2 separate regions of the Homo sapiens genome follow, and region 1 is linked to region 2. A link is a loop called in an ENCODE intact Hi-C map of the cell type or tissue named here. Cell type or tissue: HCT116. All regions are shown on one strand. Each heading gives the region's core, and the rest is flanking DNA. Links, peaks and the distances in the headings are about the cores only. Region 1 overlaps CECR2 (CECR2 histone acetyl-lysine reader). Region 2 overlaps CECR2 (CECR2 histone acetyl-lysine reader).

Region 1 (8,336 bases), core at 206-8,205, 51 kb after region 2:
TGCAGTTAATTCTGTCTCCTACTCTCAAATCCATGCTCTCATTAGATGTGTTATCCTTTCTACTTCACGTCCTGTCATCTCTCACCTACCCTCATAACTTGTCCTTCTGGTTCTGGGCTGTTCATTCTATACTAACAGTGAAGTGATCTTTCTACTCTGCAGAGATTACTTCTCCATTCACTCAGCAAATATTTATTGCACACAGGTTATATACCAGGAATGTTCTAAACACTCAACCACATCACTCAGCCCTGCTTAAACTTTAACTGCCATTACCACAGCAATTTTCAAACAGTGCTTCACTCTTACCCATTTTATATGTTCAGTTTCTACATAAAATTTCCTTTTAACAAAGTGATGCACAGTTTGTTTGTTTTTTGAGACAAGAGTCTCGCTCTGTCGCCAGGCTGGAGTGCAATGGTGCAATCCCGGCTCACCGCAACCTCCGCCTCCCGGGTTCAAGCGATTCTCCCTGCCTCAGCCTCCCAAGTAGCTGGGATTACAGGCACCCACCACCACACCCAGCTAATTTTTGTATTTCGTAGTAGAGACGGGGTTTTGCCACATTGGCCAGGCTGGTCTCAAACTCCTGAACTCAGGTGATCCACCCGCCTTGGCCTCCCAAAGTGCTGGGATTACAGGCGTGAGCCACAGCGCCTGGCCTTGTTTTTTTTTTTTTTTTTGAGAAAGGGTCTCACTCTTGTCGCCCAGGCTAGAGTGCAGTGGTATGATCATGGCTTACTACAGCCTCAACCTCCTGGGCTCAAGCAATCCTCCCACCTCACCCTCTCAAGTAGCTGGCACTGCAGTAACGCACCACCACAGCCAGTTGTTTTTTTTTTTATTTTCGTAGAGACGAGGTCTCGATATATTGCCCCGACTGGTCTCCAACTCCTAAACTCAAGTGATCCACCTACTTCAGCCTCCCAAAGTGCTGGGATTACAGGCATGAGCCAAAACGCCTGGTCTCAAAATATTTTTAATTAAAAATGTTTTTAGAAAGTGAAAGAACCCAGGAATGAGAAAGAATATTCATGATACTTTTATTAATGCAAATAAATTATTTCTAATCAATAATATAAAAATAAACAACTTATTACCCTTTTACAACAAAATAAAAACCATGATGAACTTTTTGTGATAAGGGAAAAAAATCTGGAATTGGACTTGCATTAGACAATATTACAAAATTTTTTTTCTGTAGAAATATGAATGTTAAGTGGTCGTACAGGATAATATTCCTACTCAATGCGTGCTTAAGTATTTAAGAGTCAAATGTCAGCTGGGCACGGTGGCTCACCCCTGTAATCCCAGCACTTTGGGAGGGCTGAGGCGGGCATATCACTTGAGATCAGGAGTTAGAAACCAGCCTGGCCAAGATGGTGAAACCTTGTCTCTACTAAAAATACAAAAATTAGCCCAGCATGGTGGCGTGTGCCTGTAATCGCGGCTACTTGAGAGGCTAAGGCATGAGAACCACTTGAACTCAAGAGGTGGAGGTTGCAGTGAGCTGAGATTGTGCCACTGCACTCCAGCCTGGGCGACAGAGCGAGACTCCATCTCAAAAAAAAAAGAGAGAATATGTAAGATTCTATTCGAGCCGGGTGCGGAGGCTCACACCTGTAATTCTAGCACTTTGGGAGGCAGAGGTGGGTGGATTCCTTGAGCTCAGGAGTTTGAAACCAGCCTGGGAAATAGAGTGAGACCTCGTCTCTGCCAAAAAAGAGATTCTATGGATAGCAAATTCTAGAAAAGGTAAACTAATCTACAGTGACAAAAAGTACATAAGTGATTGCCTGAGACCAGAGTAGGGATGGGGTCAACCGCCAAGGGACACAAGGCAACACTGGGGTTAGATACAAATGCTCTGTATCTTGATTGATGGTAGGTACAAGGATCCATGCATTTTCCAAAACTCACACTACATACTTAAAAGGAATGCATTTGATGTATTTAAATTATAGCTCAATAAAATTGATTTTTAAAAAACAATTTTCAATGAACAATCTGAAAATGAAATAAGACAATTCTATTCACAACAAGATCAAAATAATAAATTTAACAAAAACAGCAAAAAAACCTATACTTGGAGAAGTATAAAACATTGTTGAAAGAAATCAAAGATCTAAATAAATGGAAAAACATCTCATGCTCATGGATTGGAACACTTAGCATTGATAAATTGGTAACACTGTCCAAACTCAACTACAGAGTCAATGTAATCCCTATCAAAATCCCAGTGGATGTCTTTGCAGAAATTGACAAAACTGATTCCAAAGGGACCCCAAACAGCCAAAATAATCCTGAAAAAGGAGGAGGACTCACACTTCCCAATTTCAAAACTCACAAGACAGCATTAATCAAGACATAGTGGTACTGGCACAGGGACAGATATATAGATCAATGGAACAGAACTAAGAACCTAGGCTGGGTGTGGTGGTTCACGCTCAAAGCTTTAGAAAACCTACGCAGGAGCATCACTTAAGGCCAAGAGTTCAAGGCCAGCCTGGATAGCATAGTAAGACCCTGTCTCTACAAAAAAAAATAGAAAAAAACTTAGCTGGGCATGGTGGCACACATCTGTACTCCCACCCACTCAGGAGGCTGAGGTGGGAAGACTGTTTGAGCCCAGGGTTTAAGGCTGCAGTGAGCTATGGTCATGCCACTGCTTTGGCCTGGACGACAGAACCAGAAACCGTCTTAAAAAAAAAAAAAAAAAAAAAAAAAAGCAGCGGCAGCAGCTGGGCGCGGTGGCTCACGCCTGTAATCCCAGCACTTTGGGAGGCTGAGGCAGGTGGATCACCTGAGGTCGGGAGTTCAAGACCAGCCTGACCAACATGGTGAAACCCTGTCTCTGCTAAAAATACAAAATTAGCCAGGCCTGGTGCTGCATGCCTGTAATCCCAGCTACTCGGGAGGCTGAGGCAGGAGAATTGCTTGAACCCGGGAGGCAGAGGTTGCAGTGAGCTGAGATCGCGCCATTGCACTCCAGCCTGGGCAACAAGAGCAAAACTCCGTCTCAAAAAAAAAAAAAAAATGAATAAAAAAGAACTCTTACACCTCAATAATGAAAATACAAACAGCCCATTTTTTAAAACTGGCAAAGGATGTGAACAGACATTTCTCCACACAATATATAACAAATGGCAACACATGAAAAGGTGCTCAACATCATTAAGCATGAGGGAAGTACAAATCAAGACCAGGTGGAGAAACCACTTCACACCAACTAGGATGGCTAGAACCAGTCAGATAATAAGTGTTGGCAAGGATGTGGAGAAACTGGAACACTCATATACTGCTGATGGGCACATAAAATAGTGCTGCCACTCTATAACCAGGCAGTTCACAGGTGAAGCCTCGTTACTGTATGACCCACCAATTCCACTTCTTAGTACATACCTAACAGAACTGAAAACACATGTCCTCACAAAAACCTGCACACAAATGTTTAGAGCAGCATTATTTATAATAGCCAAAAGGGGGAAATAACCTAAATGTCCACCAATGGGTAAATAAAATAAAAATTATTATATACAATGTATAGCTTTAAATATAGCTATAAAAAGGAATTATATACTGATACTTTCTACAACTTGGATGAAACCTAAAAACATTATGCTAAATGAAAAATCCAATCACAAAGGGGCACATACTACATGATTCTACTCATTATGAAGGCCCAAAAAGGAAAATCTATAAAAGCAGAGAGTAATTTGCTTAGGCTGGGGAAACAAGAGGTAGGGAGAGCTGGGGAGGCAGGGAGCTCAAGGGTACAGGGTTTCTTTTTGAGGTGATGAAAACCTTATAAAGGTATGGTTACGGTGGCAACAGTTGTAACTATTTGTAAATATACTAAAACCCACTAACTGGAACACTATTTTCTGAGACAGAGTCTCACTCTGTCACCCAGGCTGCAGTGCAGTGGCGTGATCTCAACTGACTGCAACCTCCACCTTCTGGGCTCAAGCCATTCTCCTGCCTCAGCCTCACGAGTAGCTGGAATTACAGGCGGGTGTCACCACACCTGGCTAATTTTTGTATTTTTAGTAGAGACGGGGTTTCACCATGTTGGCCAGGCTGGTCTTGAACTCCTGACCTTGTGATCTGCCCACCTCGGCCTCCCAAAGTGCTGGGACTACAGGTGTGAGCCACCGTGCCCGGCCTACTTGTTGAACACTTTAAATGAATGAGTTGTATAGTATGTAAATAATATCTCAATAAAGCTGTTTTTTTTTTTCTTTGAGACAAGGTCTTGCTCTGTCACTCAGGCTGGAGTGCAGTGGTATAATTTCGGCTCACTGCAACCTCCATCTCCCTGACTCAACAACTTCCACCTCCCTGGCTCAAGCAATCTTCCCAGCCCAGCTTCCCAAGTAGCTGAGACTACAGGTATGCAACACCATGCCTGGTTTTGTTTTATTTTATTATTCTATTTTTGAGACGGAGTCTCACTGTCGCCCAGGCTGGAGTGCAATGGCACGATCTTGGCTCACTGCAACCTCCGCCTCCCAGGTTCAAGCGATTCTCCTGCCTCAGCCTCCTGAGTAGCTGGGATTACAGGCATGCACCACCATGCCTGTAATTTTGTATTTTTAGTAGAGACAGGGTTTCGCCATGTTGGCCAGGCTGGCCACTGCGCCTGGCCAATTAAAAATTTTTTTTGTTGTTGAGACACGGTCTTACTATGTTCCCAGGCTGGTCTCCAAGTCCTAACCTCAAGCAATCCTCCCATCTCAGCCTCCCAAAGGACTGGGATTACAGGCATGAGCTACCAAGCCACGCTTATTTTTTTAAACAAAAAACATTTGTATTCGGCCAGACGCGGTGGCTCACACTTGTAATCCGAGCACTTTGGGAGGCCGAAGCAGGTGGATCACCTGAGTTTGGGAGTTCGAGAGTTCGAGACCAGCCTGGCTAACATGGTGAAACCCCGTCTCTACTAAAAATACAAAAATTAGCTGGGTGTGGTGGCGCATGCCTGTAATCCCAGTTACTCGGGAAGCTGAGACGGGGGAATTGCTTGAACCTGGGAGACGGAAGTTACAGTGAGCGGAGATTGCGCCACTGTACTCCCGCCTGTAAGAGTGTGAGACTCCGTCTCAAACAAACAAAAGCATCTGTATTCAACAATCACTTTAATCCACATAAGCACACTATATTGGTATATTTTTACAATTTTATTTCATTATACTTTGATTTCAAAATAATATGTGATCATTCAATTTATTTGTCAGTTAATTCCTTTCTCCCAAATGATTATAATTTCCATATTATTACCATAATCAAAATCTAAAATGAAAGAAAATGTAACAATAATTACCAGTTGCTGAGATCTATTTGGGCCAGGCCCTCACATGCTTGGCTCATTCGAACCTCACCACAGCCCTATGGAACACGAGACAACCAAGATGCAGATGAACAAGCTGAGGCTCAACAGGGCTAAGTGACAGGTCCAGACCTTGGGCAAAGCCTGGACCGGAGCCAGAGTGATTCCAATCAACTCTCTGTTGTAATTACTTCACTAGTAGCCCTGCAGCTTGAAATTTAAATCATTTTACCAATGTTTCCCGGTTTCCCTACATCTAGGATAACTGGGTTGGCTTCAGCCTGCCTAAAAACAATTCCCCTACCAACCAACCAGTGTGTAAACCAGGATGGAGGTGTGGTACATCTATAAAAGACACTGTGGGGACAACTGAGGATATTTCAGTGTGAACTGTTTACTGGATGTTATTACAGAATTACTGTTAATTTTCCTAAATGTGAGTATAACATTGTGGTCATACAAGAGAAAGTCCTTATTCATAGGAAGTACATGTACATGTGAAACTATGAAGGGGTAGACTCTCATGACACAGTCGACTTACTTTCAAATGGTTCAGCCAATGTGGCAAAAGTGTTAACAATTGGTACATCTAGAGTAAAGGGTACGCAGGGGTTCACTTATCTTTGAACTTCACCGAACATCTGAAAATTCTCAAAATAAAATAGGAAAAGCTTTAAAAAGCTGAAGCTTTAAAAAGTAATTTCACTTTCTGAACATTGTTTATCAGTGTTCATCTCCTTTAGATTAATTTTCAAAGTTAAAAAAATCAAAGTCTTTTTATAAATTATATTTTTATCAGATATTAAAAACAAATGGTTTTGGGTCAGGAGTGGTGGCTCACGCCTGTCATTCAAGCACTTTGGGACCGGCGAGGTTGAGGCTGCTGAGCTATGATGGTGCCACTGCACTCCACTTTCGGCAACAGACCAAGACCTGTCTCAAAAAACAAAACAAAACAAAACAAAATAAAAACACCTGGTTTAGAATCAAACGCTTAAACTTTATGGATGAAAACTGCACGCCAACTTGTAAAAAGGAATCTGGCAACTGTGATGTAATCACTGATTCAGGCAATTCCTAACGGGTTAATTTGGAGAAGAAACAGGATGTTTGCAAAGTATCTCCCCACAACGTACTTGTTAATTATAAGAGAAAAACAGTAACTTTGCAGTGGAAAGCAGACATCACCCTAACCAAGTGATCAAAGTTAGTAACCACCACCAATAAAGGGCACAATGAAAGTGATGTAACTGCTGATACTATGCACCAAGGGCACGGCCCTCTTCAGCACTCCCGCCAAAAACACATGACCCAAGTTATCCTGAGAGGACTTCCAACAAGCCCAAGTGGAGGGACCGTCAATAGAATGAATGGCTTTTAGTCTTCCAAAAAGGTCAAGCTCAAGAAAGACAAACACTGAAAAACGGCTCTATTTTAAAGGAGACTAAAGAGACTCAACAACTAATGGAATGCCTGATCCTAGACTGAAAACCTGAACCAGAAACAATTTCTAAAATAATAATATATTTAAAATTCATAAAAATAATGTACAAATTATATATATTATTGGCTCAATTGGCAACATTTGATATACTATTATCTACAGATCTTACTCAGTATTAAGTTCCTGATTTTAATAATTGTACTTATATGTATAAGAGAATATTCCGGCCAGGCACAGTGGCTCATGCCTGTAATCCCAGCATTTTGGGACGCCGAGGTGGGCGGATCATCTGAGGTCAGGAGTTCAAGACCAGCCTGGCTAACATGGCAAAACCCCGTCTCTACTAAAAACACAAAAATTAGCCGGGCGTTGTGGCGCATGCCTGTAGTCCCAGCTACTTGGGAGGCTGAGGCAGGAGAACTGCTCTAACCCAGGAGGCGGAGGTTGCAGTGAGCCAAGATCGTGCCACTGAACTCCAGCCTGGGCAACAGAGTGAGACTCCATCTCAAAAATAAATAAATAAATAAAAAAGAATATCCCCGAGCTGGGCGTGGCGGCTCATGCTTGTAGTCCTAGCTACTTGGGAGGCTGAGTCAGAAGGATTGCTTGAGCCCAGGAGTTCAAGACCAACCTGGGCAACACAGCGTGAGACCCCACCTCAAAAGAAAAAAACAATGTTTTTAAGTCATAAAAACACTAAAATGTCAAGGAGTGAAAGGTATCACGTCTTCAACTTATTCTCAGTGTAGAAAAACAGTAATTACACAGCTAGAGATGCCTAGCTAGCTAGCCGGACAGGCAGGCAGGCAGTTGGGAGACAGAAGAGAATGGTACCAAAATTCATGTAACTTTTATGATAAAATATAAAACAAAAAGTAACTATGAAGATAGCTTGGTGGGGAGAAAGAGGGAGATGGCAGTAAAGCACATGGTGTAAAACTGAACACGTGGGGAATCTGGGTAGGGAGCTTAGGAATTCTGTGTACCAGCCTTCTAAGTTTCCGTTAAGTCTGACATTACTTAAAAATAAAGTTTTTAAGGCCGGGCGCAGTGGCTCACACCTGTAATCCCAGCACTTTGGGAGGCCAAGGAGGGTGGATCACTTGAATTCAGGGAGTTCGAGACCAGCCTGGCCAACATGGTGAAACCCCGTCTCTACTAAAAATACAAAAGTTATCCGGGCATGGTGGAGTGTGCCTGTAGTTCCAGCTACTCGAGAGGCTGAAGCAGGAGAACTGCTTGAACCCGGAGGCTGAGGCTGCAGTGAGCTGAGATCGTGCCACTGCACTCCAGCCTGGGCGACAGAGTGAGACTCCACCTCAAAAAAAAATACTAAAATAAAATAAACAAAGTTTTTAAAAAACCCAACCCAGAGTTACAGTAGAGTGGAAAAATGATAAAAGGAGCTCTTAACAGTTATTAACATATTTTGTAAGTAATTTAAGCAAGTGAAGAAAAAACTGAATTGCTTTCACTTCTAAAATGTCTCCTGACTCAGTGTTCTCCGTAAATTGCGTAAAAGATTCCTTTCTAATACCACGACACTAGCTAAAATTTAATCTC
Region 2 (8,336 bases), core at 70-8,069:
TCTAGCTAAAGGATTGTAAACAGCCGGGCACGGTGGCTCACGCCTGTAATCCCAGCACTTTGGGAGGCCGAGGTGGGTGGATCACGAGGTCAGGATATCGAGACCATCCTGGATAACACGATGAAACCCCGTGTCTACTAAAAAATACAAAAAATTAGCTGGGCGTGGTGGCAGGTGCCTGTAGTCCCAGCTACTCGGGAGGCTGAGGCAGGAGAATGGCGAGAACCCAGGAGGCGGAGCTTGCAGTCCCGTCTACTAAAAAACACAAAAAATTAGCCGGGCATGGTGGCCAGCACCTGTAGTCCCAGCTACTCGGGAGGCTGAGGCAGGAGAATGGCGTGAACCCGGGAGGCGGAGCTTACAGTGAGCAGAGATCCCGTCACTGCACTCCAGCCTGGGCAAGACAGCGAGACTCTGTCTCAAAAAAAAAAAAAAAAAAAGATTGTAAACGCACCACTCAGCACTCTGTAAAAATGCACCAATCGGCACTGTGTCTAGCTAAAGAACTGTAAACACACCAATCAGCACTGTGTAAAAATGCACCAGTGTTCTGTAAAATGGACCAATCAGCGCTCTGTAAAATGGACCAATCAGCAGGATGTGGGCGGGGCCAAATAAGGGAATAAAGCTGGCCACCTCACAGCGGCAACCTGCTCGCATCCCCTTTGTGGAAGCTTTGTTCTTTCGGTCTTCATAATAAATCTTGCTGCTGCTCACTCTTTTGTGTCTGCACCACCTTTTTGTTTTGTTTTGTTTTTGAGACAAAGTCTCGCTCTGTCACCCAGGCTGGAGTGCAGTGGCAGGATCTCAGCTCACTGTAAGCTCCACCTCCCAGGTTCACATCATTCTCCTTCCTAACCTCCTGAGTAGCTGGGACTACAGGCGCCCGCCACCACACCCGGCTAATTTTTTGTATTTTTAGTAGAGACGGGGTTTCACCGTGTTAGCCAGGATGGTCTCGATCCCCTGACCTCGTGATCCGCCCGCCTCGGCCTCCCAAAGTGCTGGGATTACAGGCAAGAGCCACCGCGCCCTGGGGGTCCACACCACCTTTAAGAGCTGTAACACTCACCGCTAAGTTCCGTGGCTTCGTTCTTGATGTCAGTGAGACCAAGAACCCACCGGAAGGAACCAACTCTGGACACAGCACAATCATAGCTAATCATAGCTCCTAGGCTCACTCAATCCTCCTGCCCCAGCCTCCTGAACAGCTGGGACTATAGGCATGTGCCGCAACACCTGACTTGGGATTTTTAAGTGTAGCTAAAATAAAACAACTACTGCTCCAGAACAGTGTTTTTCAGTGTGCACAGAAAGCACCTCCTGAGTTTTTTTTAATGGCTATTTTGATTCATCTAGGTCTGGAGTGAGGTATCTGTAAACAAGCTCCTAGGTGATGCTGGCACCATTGATCCAAGGACTGTGCAGTTCACCCTCCACATCCACAGGGCCCATGCTGGCAGATTCAACCAACCATGAACAGAAAACATTCGGGAATAATACAAATAAAAAACCAACATGGTGTAACAGCTATGCATATAGCATTATAGCATTTACATTGTGTAATCTAGAGATGGTTTAAAGTATACAGCAGTGGCCAGGTGCAGGGTCCCAGCACTTTGGGAGGCTGAGGCAGGAGGATCACTTGAGGTCAGGAGTTCGAGACCAGCCTGGCCAACATGGCAAAACCCCATCTCTACTAAAAATACAAAAATTAGCCAGGCATGGTGGTGCCCGCCTGTAATCCTAGCTACTCAGGAGGCTGAGACAGGAGAACTGCCCGAACCTGGGAGGCAGAGGTTGCAGTCAGCCAAGATTGCAGTCAGCCAAGATTGCACCACTGCACTCCAGCCTGGGCGACAGGGTGAGCCTCTGCCTCAAATAATAATAATAATAATAATAATAATAATAATAATAATAATAATAATAAAGTATAGAGCAGAATGTGCATAGGTTATATGTAAATACTATACCATTTTATATAAGGAAATTGAGCATCCACGAATTTTGGTATCCACAGGGGTCCTGAAATCAATCCCCCATGGAAACTTAGAGATGACTGCACTTTGAACAGCAAGGCTCTTGAACCAATTAAACTGTTATGGCATCCAATTCATGAGTTCATTTATTATTTTCTAGAGGCAGGGTCTCGCTCTGTCACCTAGACTGGTCTCCTGGCCTCAAGCAATCCTCTGACCTCAGCCTCCCAAAGTGCTGAGGTTACACGCAATGAGCTACCACACCTGGCTGCATCAAATTCTTCTCAAGGAAATGAAAACCTATAGATCTTAGGTCATAAAGTATAATGCTTCCCTTACATACAACAATTAGACTTATAACTTAATATGAGGTATATGAATAGTCTAACAAATCCAAATTGTGAATATGTACTATAGTATTCAAAAGCATTTAAGGATATAAAAGTAGCAAAATAAAGAGAAAAATAAAATTATAGCTGTTTGAGAAGTCAAAGATCAAATCAGTTCTTCAAAGAGAAATCAGCACATTATTTTTCATAGTAAGGATACTTGGTTTTTTTGTGGAATATTCTTTTTGGTTTAGCGATCAGATTATTATCTGTATCACCTTCCTGGAAAAGTACTGCTACTATCCTGATGTAATTAACACAGTAAACCCAACGGTGCTCCTACTGAAAGCTTTTACTAACCCTTTGATTTTGAGTAGAAGAAAAATATTTACTTCTGTTTAAGCCTTAGCTTGCCCTGACTAGTTCTTTCAGGATTAGTTCTAGGCTGGGTTCAGTTTGGTGTGAAAAGGACGCTATTGCAATTTCTCATTTTGTATGACTTCTCCCATGAGAAATCTTGATGGTGGTAGTTCAAGTTTTTTTTTTTTAGGTGGAGTCTCACTTTGTCGCCCAGGCTAGAGTGCAGTGGCATGATCTCACTGCAACCTCCTCCCGGGTTCAAGCGATTCTCGTGCCTCAGTCTCCCGAGTAGCTGGGACTACAGGTGTGCACCACCACGTCGCCTAATATTGTGTATCTTTAGTAGAAATGGGGTTTTGCCATGTTAGCCAGGCTGGTCTCGGACTCCTGACCTTAACTGATCTGCCCGTCTTGGTCTCCCAAAGTGCTGGGATTACAGGCATGAGCCACTGCACCTGGCCAAGGCTATTTTTAATTACTCCTTACCAGCCTGACAACCTAAAAGAGTTGCTTATTCATATGTCACCTGGTGCTTCAGATGCCAGCTGAGGAATTAACACGAACTGTATTAGCCAGCAAACGCTTCACTGTCTGCAATCAACTATGGAAGTATACTGTGAAAAGAAACCACCAGGGCCTGAAAGAGAGGGTGACAAGATGACTGAGCTGTACTAAGCTCCAGGGGAGACCACAGACCGACTAACCAGAGGCCGGGTGCACTGCCAGTCCGACCAGCCAAGTGCGTATGTGTGCCTGCACATGCAAATACCTGGGAGGAAGGGTGAAGCCTAGAGAGTTTAATTAATGTTTTAGTGGACCAAAAAAGGTGGTGAACTATCTAAACAACCTTGCCTTTAGTCATCTCATTCTGCTTGTTTACGGTACGGCTAAATTACTTTTGTTCTCTTCCGTCCTACATTTCAAAATGTTTTCCCAGTCTGAATCTCCGTGCCTCTATCAACTTTTATGTCTCCCCTCAGCTTGTCAGGCTGATCTTAAGAGCTGACACCCCTCAATGCCTCCTGGAATCTGGTAAGTAACCTAAAAAGATAAAGTAGGCTAAACCAGGAAGCAGATTACGAGGAGTGGGGAGTCACCCGGAAGTCGCTCTAAAGACAACAGTGGTGCACAGAACAGGCGATGTGAAGGTGCGGGGTGCTGCGGCAGAGAAAGGCCCGTCCTCGCTGCCTACTTCAGACAACTGAAGCTGCTAAGCCGGAGTCAATTTTAAGCAGTAACTTTTTTTCCATCTCTTCTTCTGGGTCAGAATTAGAGATGAGTAAACTCCTGGGACTGAATATGATCTTGTCTCCTCCCTGCTGGTGCCTTTCCACCATCTGCCCTTGGCTCCCAGGGAGTCTCTAAGACTCCTGCTGCTTAAAGGGATTCTGCCCTTTTTTCCTTTCTGAATATTCTAAGATTAATTCCACAGATAATAAAACTATGTAAAATATTATTACAATTACCAACAAGTTACAGCCAAACAGAATTTTAATAGAGAAATCGCCCAGAGCAACATTATTGACTGTTAAAACTAAAAACGGGAAACTTACCTTTAAAGCACATCAGCTCTAACTGGATGCCCAACATTCTACCTGCCTTGCTTTCCTGGGCATTATGGATTTAAGGATTTGTAGAATGGCTGCTGAGAAGTTTCGTTTGTCCTTTAAGAAAACGAGCTAGAGGGCAGGAAGAGACGCTCAGAAGCAAACAGTACAAAGAAACACACCAGGACATACCACTGGCAGACTGGACAGCAAGTAAATGGAGCCTGATGAAAGAATAGAAAAAGGTTCCACTATTCCAATAGAAGAAAGGGTTTTCTTCCAAGATAAAGTTTAAAAAATAAAACAACTGCAAATGCAAAATGCCATTAACACCTATGACTCATTCAGTCATGAAGCAAAAATGTGAATGATTCTAGGGAAGCCTGTGAATTACTACTATCATCTAGTGATTGGCCAGGCGCGGTGGCTCACTCCTGTAATCCCAGCACTTTGGGAGGCCGAGGAGGGTGGATCATGAGGTCAGGAGTTCAAGACCAGCCTGGCCAAGATGGTGAAACCCCGTCTCTACTAAAAATACAAAAATTAGCCAGGCGGTGGTGGCGGGCGCCTGTAATCCCAGCTACTCGGGAGGCTGAGGCAGAGAACTGCTTGAATCCGGGAGGTGGAGGCTGCAGTGAGCTGAGACCGCACCACTGCACTCCAGCCTGGGCGACAGAGTGAGATTCCATCTCAAAAAACACAAAACAAACAAAAAAACCTGTGGTGTGATCAAAGCTCACTGCAAGCCTTGAACTCCTGGGCTCCAGTGATCCTCCTGCCTCGGCCTCCCTAGTAGCTAGGACTACAAGATGTGCATCAACTACGCCCAACTAATTTAAAAATATATATGTATTTGTAGAAATGGGGGTCTCGCTATGTTGCTCAGGCTGCTCCAGAACTCCTAGCCTCAAGCTATCCTCTCCCATCTTGGCCTCCTGAAGTTCTGGGATTATAGGTGTGAGCCACCACACCTGGCCTGATCTGCATTTTTTAATAAGCTTCCCTCACCATGGATTCCCATGAGCTCCAAAGTGAATAGTGTTAAGGGGACCAAATTCTGAATTTCACACGGAACTCTTCTAGTATGACATGCTCTTGTTTTGCGGTTTTTTCTGTCTTTCCCACCTTGAATCTTCTTCTGAATTCAAAATAGGTAAAGCTGTTGATAATGTAAACAGCTTCCCAACTTTGTATAATTTCAAAGAGACCAGAGTTTGATTCTAGTAGAAGATGGTCAATGAAAATGAAGTCAACAGGTCTGCCACCCGCTTCCTGCAGAGAAATATGTTCAGAACATCCAAATCCTTTCCTTGTGAGAGACAAAAATTGTAAGACAGAGTATGGTGTGTGATATCACCTCCCTATGGAACTTTATTTTATACTTCAACATGTTCCATGAAATTCTTACAAGGTGAGTTATACATCTTAATCACATTTCTGTAAATTCTGTTTCATAAAGGACTTTAGCCAAACAATTATTTATCATCTTTCTTAATCTTGTTTCCATGTAAAATTCTTCAAACCAGAAATAATCTATCAAGACTGGAAAAACAATCTATTCATAGATCCAGGACTGAGACATCTAGATAACTTATTATCCTCTGGCAATATCCTCAAAAAAGAAGGATTCATTCATTCATTCAAGTAACGGGGGGTGGGGTCCACAGAGTAAGACACAGGGAAAGCATTTAACCCCTAGTCAATCTCCCCCGGCTACTTTTTAAAAGAAAGCTTTCATCACGTTAGAATAAATGACGCACTATTCTATACAAATCATGGTGAGTGATTTAAAATTACCATACTACAATACAAATATTATTTGCTAAACTAAAATAAAATTGAAGGGCTCTGTGTTAAGATTATCAGCCTAGTACAGTATCACAGCTGTGCGTTCCATCATATTCCTCCTATATCTGGCAGCAGGAAAGATCTATCTAGGGCCATCCCAGATTCCCAACAACAACCAGTATACTTGCTCCCTCAACACGCATCATTTTAATGTGTTAATAGGCCAGGCATGGTGGCTCACGCCTGTAATCCCAGCACTTTTGAGAAGCCAAGGCAGGCGGATCACCTGAGGTCAGGAGTTCGAGACCAGCCTGGCCAACATGGTGAAACCCCATCTCTATTAAAAATATAAAAATTAGCCGGGCGTGGTGGCATGCACCTGTAATCCCAACTACTCTGGAGGCTGTGGCAGGACAATCACTTGAACCCGGGTTGTGGTAAGCTGAGATCACTCCACTGCACTCCAGTCTGGGTGACAGAGTGAGACTCCATCCCGCCCCCTGCCCCCTGCCCCTCCCCCCCAAAAACAGTGTTAATAAGACCTGACAGTCAGCTGAATACCCATGAAATTAGAAATATAATCATCAACAGATACAAGGCACTACACTTTCTTGAACATTTGGTTACTAAAAAAAAGTCCCAGAAAACACAGGGGATGTCTGTAATGATTGTATAATCATCATGTTGAGAAAGGAGTGGAGGGGTAGGGATCAGAGGGTGGTAGTCAAATTTCTGTTTCTAATAAATCTGTTCGGAGACTTGAAATCAAGTTTTTCTTGTTTTCTTACATCACTTTGCTATATAATGCTATACAACCTTCCCTCTCATTACTTCAAGTCAGATATCAGATCAATAAATCAATAAAAGTCCCAGCTTCACTTCAAGAGACAGGGAATAGACAGTGTGGGATATCATAATAAGTGTAAGGACAGACCTGAATTCCACTCAAATTTTAGTTCCTTAGTTACTAGTGAGACCTACAGAGAGTCATTTCTCTGAGGCACTTTGTCTTTTCCATAAAGTTTTTATGCCATAACAGACAGAGAAAGAGTTCCATTTTTCAATCAACAAGGCAAAAAAGAGGCCAAGTAATTGGGAATGTAATAAAGGTGAGCCTATTTTACAACATCGAGTGGGAGCTAGGAAGCCCTCTGACAAATCTTTAAGCTGATGGAGCCTGAATGACTAATGACTATTTTAGTTTTTCCTTTTAAAAAATGATGTGAATAAATACAGATACCCCCCACAACACACACACACACAGTTTTATATAAATTCAAAAAACAATCATACTATTCATTCTGGGGGTTGTTTGTATACAATTTTCTTTCCTTTTTTTACTCCCTACTTCAGTAACTCCCCTCATATACAAACAAGTATACTTTTTTTGTTTTTTTTTTCAATGTAATCATATTCATATATACATACATGCAGACACATGCATCAATGTATGGGCGTAGGCCTTTTCTAATAGACTGATACTACCCATGCTTGCCTGCACATTTTCTATCTTGTGCAAATCTCTCCAAGTCAAGTGGTATAGTGTAGGTCCATTTCATTCTATTAAAAGGTGGGCTAATACTCCACGGTACGCAGGTAACATCCTATTCAGCCACCCCGCTAATGACGGGCTTTCACTCTGTTCTCCATTTTAGGCCACACAGAACCACGCTGCAATGACATTCCTTGTCCATTGCACGGCAGTTGTTTTGTACCCATTGATTAAAATTCCAGGACTGGCATTACTGGAGCAATGAGAGTACATATATTTATGTATTTTAAATTTTAATAGGTACTACCAGATTGTTTTTCAAAAAGGCTGATCAGTCTAATTTTTTTGTTAGTAAAGTATGAGTATTCCTTTTCCTTTCCAATACAGATATTACTTAATAATTTTTGCCAGTCAGATCTTTTCAGATATTTTTTTTTGTCATTAAGATTTATTCTTTTGTGACTTGAAACCTACTCATATCCTTTGTCCATTGTTCCACTGGGCTGTTTGTATATTATAATATTAACCGTCTGTCATCTGCTTTGCAAATACTTTTTTCTTAAATCTGTTGCTTGTCCATGTTTTTTTATGCCTTAGAACAGGAGGTTAGTAAGCTATGGTCTACCACCCATTAGTATAAATAAAGCTTTACTGAAACACAGCCTTCCTTGCCCATTCATTTTTGTAGTAAATTTGGTAACTGGAACAGAAATTATCTGGCACTCAGAGCCTAAAATATTTAATATCTGACCCTTTACAGAAAAAAAATTGCCAATACTAGCTATACGGAACATCCAAAAAAAAAAAAAAGGGAGTGTTTCTTCTCCCATAGAATTCATGT

Evidence for each region. Peaks named below come from ENCODE experiments on the same cell type or tissue, not always from the same donor. Only the 100,000 strongest peaks of a DNase experiment are listed, where the experiment ranks them.
Region 1: it touches region 2 in a loop (8-fold over the local background); 3 of 110 quality-filtered maps call a loop at or near these places.

The regions. Positions count from the first base shown.
Region 1 is chr22:17,388,590-17,396,925 of GRCh38, reverse strand. The region is part of intron 1 of CECR2 (CECR2 histone acetyl-lysine reader); the gene reads right to left. Among named protein-coding and RNA genes, the nearest start is that of CECR2, 23 kb to the right of the region's middle. In HCT116, for the core only: no CTCF peak of the experiment used is centred there; no DNase peak of the experiment used is centred there.
Region 2 is chr22:17,439,138-17,447,473 of GRCh38, reverse strand. All of the region lies in intron 1 of CECR2 (CECR2 histone acetyl-lysine reader), which reads right to left. Among named protein-coding and RNA genes, the nearest start is that of CECR2, 74 kb to the right of the region's middle. In HCT116, for the core only: no CTCF peak of the experiment used is centred there; a DNase peak (open chromatin) is centred at 4,578.